Linked DNA regions of Homo sapiens: region 2 is linked to region 1. Evidence: read pairs that join two places in POLR2A ChIA-PET (ENCODE). Cell type or tissue: OCI-LY7. All regions are shown on one strand.

Evidence for each region. ChIA-PET counts read pairs that join two places held together with the same protein. Peaks named below come from ENCODE experiments on the same cell type or tissue, not always from the same donor. Only the 100,000 strongest peaks of a DNase experiment are listed, where the experiment ranks them.
Region 2: POLR2A ChIA-PET joins it to region 1 with 12 read pairs; 3 of 35 experiments call an interaction of 5 or more read pairs at or near these places.

What each region holds. Positions count from the first base shown.
Region 1 is chr17:38,413,631-38,417,630 of GRCh38, forward strand. No RefSeq gene overlaps it. Among named protein-coding and RNA genes, the nearest start is that of ARHGAP23, 13 kb to the right of the region's middle. RefSeq lists enhancers at 206-1,140, 1,141-2,076, 1,956-2,250, 2,077-3,011. In OCI-LY7, CTCF peaks have their summits at 1,289 (motif pointing left) and 2,364; DNase peaks (open chromatin) are centred at 1,281, 1,821, 2,091, 2,361 and 3 weaker places; H3K4me3 peaks cover 1,608 bases; H3K27ac peaks cover 3,122 bases.
Region 2 is chr17:38,603,705-38,607,704 of GRCh38, forward strand. It overlaps SRCIN1 (SRC kinase signaling inhibitor 1), which reads right to left and starts at 2,248. Exons shown (of 19, transcript NM_025248.3): 1 at 1,980-2,248. The coding sequence starts at 2,001. RefSeq lists enhancers at 3,108-3,709, 3,710-4,000. In OCI-LY7, CTCF peaks have their summits at 1,183 (motif pointing right), 2,848 (motif pointing left) and 3,077; DNase peaks (open chromatin) are centred at 1,293, 2,377 and 2,777; H3K4me3 peaks cover 1,642 bases.

The sequences.
Region 1 (4,000 bases):
GAATCTCAAGGGGTTGTGGGGGAGAGCGGTGGTGAGGATAGCAGATGAGACATCTCAGGGGCATCCACGGGCTCTTCGCTTCCTCCCATGCTCCTGCCTGCCTGTTAAGACTCCTGGGGAGGGCCTGGCCCAGGATTTGCTGACCCAAGTTTGAGTCCCGGCTCTACTGCCTGCTCGTTTTGTGATCTTGGGCACTTTATGCTTTTTTGGTCTGTTTCCTCCTGAGTTTTATTTCCTACCTCATGTGTGAGTAAATGAGACATGTGTGTAAAATGCCTGGTACATCTTGAGCACTTAATAAATATCCACAAAAGCCTGCGCGACATAGCAAGACCCTGTCTTCATAAACAGTAAAAAATTAGCTGGGCATGGTGGCGTGCGCCTGTAGTTTCAGCTACTCAGGAGGCTGAGGTGAGAGGATCGCTTGAGCCTGGAAGGTCCAGGCTACAGTGAATGGTGATGGTGCCATTGCACTCCAGCCTGGGCAACACAGCGAGACTCTGTCTCAAATGTGTGTCATCTCTCTCTCTCTCTCTCTCGGCACTGATTATGATCATTATTATTATTATTATTATTTTTGAGACAGGGTATCTCTCTGTCACCCCGGCTGGATTGCAGTGGCAAGATCTCAGCTCACTGCAACCTCTGCCTCCTGGGTTCAATTCTCCTGCCTCAGTCTCCTGAGTAGCTGGGATTATAGGCGTCTGCCACCACGCCTGGCTAATTTTTGTATTTTTCGTAGAGACTAGGTTTCACCATGTTGGCCAGGCTGGTCTCGAACTCCTGACCTCAGGTGATCCGTCTGCCTCAACCTTCCAAAGTGCTGGGATTACAGGCGTGAGCCACCGTTCCTGGCCCCATGATCATTATTATTAGCGGGCTTTTTTTTTTTTTTTTTTTTTTTTTTTGCTGGGAGAGGGAAAGAGTCTCGCCCATCACCCAGGCTGGAGTGCAACAGCGCTATTGTAGCTCACTACAACTTCAAACTTCTGGGCTCAAGCCATCCTCCCACCTCGGCCTCCCAAAGTGCTGGGATTACAGGCGTGAGCCACTGTGCCCGGCCCTGTTAGCAGTATTTTGAAAACTAGGATTGAGATTCTTTTTGCCAAAGGCAGAGGAAGAATGAAAAGCTCCTCTTACCGGAGGCCGCAGAGGAGCGGGCTGTAGGGAAAAAGAGAGGAGGGAGCTTCCAGGTGGGGAAGGGCCCGGAGGCTGCTGGTGGCCGCGGGCAGAGCTGGGTGAGTCATTGGGCTTCTCCTGCCACCTAGTGGCTCCTCAGGGCTAAGCCACCCTGCTGTTCCCTCAGGTCCCCTCGGTGGTGGTGGGGTGAGGCCGCACTTAAATATTCCTAAACACGGTGTCTCCAGTCCTCTTCTGTTAGCCCATTAAACGCCCTGCCCTTTCAGGGACCCTGGCCCATGAGGCATCCCTCACCTGGCCCTGGTGTGTGGGACACGACCCCCTCCTCCAGGTGGAGGGAGAGCGAGAAGCCTTTGTTCTCCTGGCTCCGGGGCAGAGTTGGGGGGCCGAGGCGGACACCTGGGGACGGTGGATGCCACGTTCATGCACCCCGCCCCCGCTTGCTTGATGGCTGCTCATGGGAGAGACTGGGGCCCGGGACCATGTCCGTGTCTGCTGCGGGTTCTAGTTAATTCTATAAATAGGCACTATTTTGTGCAGGGTCCGGGTTAGGGCTCTCCTGAACCTTCCCATCTCACCTTCTCGGAGGACTTTGCCTTTTTGTCTCCAGTATGGAGAGGGTGCGGACAGAGACCGGCCGCCCGAGGCCTGAGAGCCGGATGGGGCCTCTCCTCATGCCCCTCCCTCTGAGGAGGCTGCCTGGAGTGATGGCCTGGTTGCATCATGCCCTACTCCTGCCTATTAGGTGGCTGTGACTACTGGGGAGGGGTCTGGCCCTGGGTGAGGGGCTTCAGGAGGAGGCTGAGGGTCCTCATGAAGGGGCCACACGTTGGCTGTGAATCAAGGTCAGGCGTCCTGCCCTGCTGCCCACTGCCCTCCCCGCCCCTGACACCCACTTCTCTCTCGGGGCCCTGCAGCCTCAGCTGCACCAGGCCAGGATTGCATCATTCTTGGCTTTGTTCTCAGAGCAGCAGGTGCAGGAGTGGGGCCTGCCACCCGCCGCCCCCCTCCTTCCCTCTCATCTCCTTCCACTCCCTCCTGGGTAATCCCCCTCCTTCCTCCCTTCCTAGGCCCATGGCACCCCGGGAGTTGTCTGCCTTACCCGTGGCTCTTAGCTCCCTTTCTACCTTCTCCCTGTTCCCCAGGGAGCCCTGGAGGCTACCGAGGTGGAAGGAAGTAGACTGGGGGGCAGGGATGAGCACCAGGCTGGAAACCGCCATTCTTCACCTCTAGCCCCCAACTGGCTGAAAGCAGGTGCCACCCGCAAAGGGAACACCCGGTTGTAGCCAGGGTATAGCCTCCTAGAATTTGGGGACAAGGTCAGAAATCGTCACCTGCTGAACTAAAACTAATAATAATCAACATAAAATGAATTAATTCAGCCCTTTGTAGAAGGCACTTAACTTTTTTTTTTTTTTTTTTTTTTGTGAGATGGAGTCTCGCTCTGTCACCCAGGCTGGACTGCAGTGGCACAATCTCGGCTCACTGCAACCTCCGCCTCCCAGGTTCAAGAATTTCTCCTGCCTCAGCCTCCCTAGTAGCTGGGATTATAGGCATGTGCCATCACGCCCAGCTAATTTTTTGTAATTTTGGTGGAGACGGGGTTTCACCTTGTTGGCCAGGCTAGTCTCGAACTCCTGGCCTCAGGTGATCCGCTAGCCTCGGCCTCCCAAAGTGCTGGGATTACAGGCGTGAGCCACCACACCCTGCCGGTGCTTAACTTTTATTGATCACTTCTGTGCCCACCAGTAGACCGAGCATTTTAGACTCACATTCTCATGTCATCTTTCAACAGCTCTGTGAGGTGGTGCGGTTAGCATGTCTGGTTTACAGATAAGGGAGCTGCAGGGCAGAGAGGTCAGAACACTTGCCCAAGACTGCGCGAATATTAAATGGCAGGTCTGGGAGGTGAGTCCTGGTCTGCCTCCCTCTTGAAGCCTCTGGAAGAGATGGTTGGAAAATTCGATGCTGACCCACCCGGAACATTTTTTTTAAACCCCTAAAAGATTGTTTTTGGCCAAGACACTCATCAAGAGATAAGTATCTTATTTTAACTTTATCAAAGAGATAGAATAAATAACAAATATCCATGGAAGCCTGGGCTACATACTGAGACCCCGTCTCTAAAAAAATAAAAAATTAGCCAGGCATGGTGGCATGCACTTGTAGTCCCTGCTGCTCAGGCTGAGGTGGGAGGATCATTTGAGCCTGGGAGGTGGAGGCAGCAGTAAGTGGTGATTGCACCACTGCACTCCAGCCTGGGCTCATATCAAATGAGCCCTGCCCCTCTCCACACTGCTGTACCTCTGAGGCAACATTGTTGCTGAAGGTTCTGGTCCCTGTGGGATGTAGAAGAAGAGAAGCACTGGGGGATCCAGCCTGCCAGGGAGGAGGGAGGACTGGGGGACTGCACTTGTGGACCCTGCAGGCTGGCACAGAGACTGTGGGTGGTACTATCCCTTCCTTATTCAGGAACTCTGCTTGTGAATCTTCCTGCAGTGTTCAAGGTGTGTTGATAAGATAGCATTGGGTTTAGCAATCTAGCCACCATGACTTTGGCTAGTAGGAGTTTACTCCTGAGAGCCAGATTAGCATCTCTGAGGACAGACAGTCCCTGATCTTGCAAAGCCCAACACCAGACCCTAGGCCTGGCCAAGCAACAGCTATTTGAAGGCCCAGCATGGGTGGCTACCGCCGCCACCACCTTCTTGTTCTCACTTCCTCAGCACTGAAAGAGAACCTGAGGGAAACCAACTGGAGAGAATGGAGCCTGGCTTCCACAGCCAGGGCCCTGCTACACCACAGCCCGGGAGAGTGCGGCTCAGGGCGAGGGGCAGGCTTGCTGGCTGACACTCTTCTC
Region 2 (4,000 bases), 190 kb after region 1:
CCTGGGTGCCAGGCAGTCTGGGTGGGGACAGCGGGGTGGAGGGGGGGTGCATCTTATTCTTGGAAACCCTCCCCTTATGCCCAGAGCCCTCACCCCATCCCTTGCTTCTACCCCAGGCCACCAGCTAAGTCTCTGTCCCCAGCAACTCTCAGCTTGCCTGGAGCACTCCTTCCTGTGTGAATGTTCCTTCCCATGTCCCTGACACCTGTATGGAGTGGCCCATCACCAACCAGAACCAGCAAAACCCCTCAAATGCACCATAGCTGCTCCCCACATACAACCACACCAGAAACCACCACCATCACAGCTGCCACCAGTGGCGACAGCCTCACAATCTCCATCAAATGCATCATCAATTTTTAAAGATCAACAAGAGGGAAAGGGATGGGAATAAGAGAAACTGAGGCAAGGAATTAGACAGCAAAGCAGTTGGCTCAAGGTCACCCAGACCAAGATACCAAGAGTCGGGAAGAAGGTATCCTGACGACCCCCCAAAAGTGCTCAAACCCCACCCAAAGGAACATTCAGGCCCACAAACCTGGAAGTCTGGTCAGCTTCCCTCACTCCCAAGCCTCACCTGTTTCTCCCTTCCCCAAAACAGACAGCAGCTCCTCCATCTCCTTTTGAAAGGCTGCTGCCAGAAACCCCCACCCCCAGCTCGGGGAGCCCACTTTCCTTAAAGTTGGGGTGCTGCAGGACCTCCTTGTCCCACAACATTTGAGGAGGGGGGCTGGGAAGATCCCCCTCCTTGCATACTTCCCCGCGCCTGCTCACCTGGCTCCCCTCGGCCCCCAGGGTCCCTCGGTCCAGCCTCCTCCCTGGGAGAGCGGGCTCTGCCCTCCGCCGTCCTCTCCCACCAGGCCAGGGCAAAGCGCCGGAGGCACTGCCAGGGCTGCATGGGGACGCGTGGGGCTGGGGGACGAGCACCAGCAGCCGCACACGCCCCGCCGGGCCCTGACAGCTGAGCTGCGGAGGCACCCGGCCTGTCCCCTCTGCTTCCACCAGCATCCTGCTGCCCCCACCGACAGGACTCGGAGCTGGCCCGGGAGCTTCTGACGTAGCAGGGGGGTGCGTGGGAGGGGAGGGGGGGCCACGGTGCGTCCCCTTCCCAGCCCCACCCTCCACCCCTCAGCCGCCTGCCTTCCCTATCTTCTCACTCACCCTAGATGCCCTCCCCAGCTGGGGGCGCCCTCCCCTGCCCCCTGGCCTCTGCAGGGGGAGGGGTTAAGATCAAATAGCCCCTCCCTAAACCCCTCCCTCTCGTGGCCCTCCCTACCCGCTGGTAGAGCGGGGAGCTGGTCCCCAGTTTCTGCAACTGCTGCTGAGGCTCAGAGGTCTCCAGGGCTAGGGCCTCGAGGTGCGGGGAGGGGGGGTGTGTGGAATACAGGCTTGTATCCTGGCAACGCGGCCAACCCCAGAACGCACTCATCCCCTTCCCTCCCTGGAGGCTGGCGCAAAGGGCCCACCACCACCATCCTAGCCCGTGCACCCCATTCTGGGAGCTGGGGGAGGGAGGCCTTTGATGCACCCCTCACTTCTCCATCCCCTTCCCCTCCCCTGCATCCTCCACTTCCCCCACCTCGGAGGGACGCCCTTCTCCCCCCACCCTCCTCACCATCCATCCCCCTTCTTCTCCTCACCCCTCCCCCTTCCACACAAGCCCCTTTACAGTTGAACCCCTCTGGCCCCCACCCCGGGGCGTAGTGAGGCCCTCCCCACCCAGTCTCCTGCCTCGCCACCCTGCCCCCTTCTCTGGTCCCAGCACTCCTCTCGCCCGGGTCCTTCTCCCAAGCCCGGCGCACAGCGGTCCCCTGCCCCCACACACCTGCGCCCCAGCATCCCTCGCCCCGCCGGCCACCGCCTCCCCGGCCCGGCCGCCGCCCCCGCCCCCGGCCGAGGGGGAAAACACACAAAGAAAACAGAAATACCTTCCACTTAAGCATGGAGGCACATTAGGGAGGAGAGAGACAGGGACATGCCTTGGGACGGAGCGTTCCCCATCGGGCGGGGGCGCGGGGGGCGGGGGCCCCGGGCCGGCCTGCCTGGCGCTCGCCCTCTCGCCGCCTCGCGGGCTCCTCGCTCGGCCCCAGCCCCGGGGCGCGGTGCCAGGCGGGCGGGCCGGGGGCGCGGGCCCCGCCGGGGTGGACCAGCTGGGAGGGCGCCGGCGGCCGGGCGTGTGGGTGAGCGCGCGCGCGGGCGTGTCACCGAGTGTGCGAGAGCGAGTGTGTGTGTGTTTGAGTGTGTGTCTGCGCGCGCGCGGGCCGGCGCGGGTGTGTCACTGCGGGCGGGCGCGCGCGCGGCGCGGGCGCGCGCGTGTGGCCGGAACTTACAAAGGGCCGCCCGGGGCGGCGGGGGCGGGGGAGGGGAGGGGGCACTGCGCCTTCTCGCGCCCTCCAGCTTCACCGCGTGATCCCGCAGCGCGCGGCCGGGGCCGGGCGCGGGGCGCGCTCACTCTCTCCTTCCCGCGCCACCTGCTTCGTCCCACCCCAAGTAGTCTTCGCGCCACGATAGAGACAAATACATTGACCGAGGACCGGCTCGGAGGAGGCACCCGGGGAAGCGGGGACACTTGGAGGGTGGAGGACTCCTGGGTCTCCAAGCCCGGGCGCGCCTAGGGATGGAAAGGCTCTCGGGGCTGGGTGGGGAGGCGGGGCGGCGAGACTGGGGGCTCCCTTCAGCCAAGGTGACCGCGGAAACCAACAGCCGCCCCATGCTGGGAGCGCCCGGATCCTCCTCTGCTTCTGCCTCGCGACCCCTCACCCCAGCGCGCCTAGACGCGGCTCGGTCGGAGGGTCTGGGCTCCCCGGCGCCCCCTGCTGGGCCGCCGCCTCGCCCCCGCTCCGGGTTGCAGCCCCTCCTGCAGGCGTGCGCGGGAACTGCAGGCAGGTCCGCGCCCCTCCGGCCAGTGAGACCCCACCGTAGGACGCTCCAGCGACGGTCCCTGCTCACGCCTCGCTTGGCGGCGTCACTGCCGCCTCTACTTCAGCCCGCAGAGCACTAGCTCGGCTCCACCCTGCCGTCCCCCGCCCCTCCGCGTCCCACCTTCGTTGGCCTACCTGTTGGCTCCGCAGACTTCTCCAGCGCTGACCCGGACCCAGACCCAGACCCAGGCCCGCGCCGACACCTCGTGATTCCAGCGGCCCCCTCCCTCCCTCGCTCCGATGCTCTGGCCAGTCCCTTCTCTCTCAAGCTTTCTTGCGGAGGAGAAGGTGGGCTGAGTCCCCTGTCCCTTTTATTTACTTCTGGAGTTTCCAAAAGCAGTTTAGGTGAGCAAGAGAGTGGACACAGTACTTCTATTCACTGTGGGCCATCAGGCAGAGTGGCAGGCAGGCAGAGAGCCCAGGAGAGGAGACCCCACCCCAAGTGGCCCAAATGACAAACCGGTTTCCCCACTTCCTGGTCTACCCAGTTGCAACCTTAATCTGGGCTCTCCCAATTTCCTATCCACCCCCAGGCCTGCCCCTGAGCCAACCACATGCCCAGCTAGGGACAAGGTCCCAGATTCCCCTTAGAGATAAATAACCAATTGCAGTAACTCAGATGCCAGGGCCAGGACCAGAGGAGAGGCCCTTCCCAGCTCCAGTGGGACAGATCAGGAGGACAGCCAAGAGCTGTGTCCTGGACACACAGTCTGGGCACACGACCCCAGCGGCAGGCACCCTGACTTCTTCCCTCCTGGGCCAACTGCCTCTCCCTCTGCCAACTGGATGGTGCCCATCTTTTGGCCTCTGAGCGCACAGTGGGCATCCATCCAGTGCCCTGCCTGGCTGCCTGCCCAGGATGGGCATGGGAGGCAGCAGGCTCTGTGTGGGGGAGGCTCAGGGGAGGCAAGGGTAGCTTCCCCTCAGCACACGGACACCACCTCCCAAGCGGCTGGGAGCCCAGAGCTCTGGCACAGGTCGCTCCTCCGTTCAGATTCCTCACCCACTGACTGCACAGGACTCCTGCCCTTCACCTGCCCCCAACTCAGATTCCCCCCAAGGGACAAGATTTCTTCCCT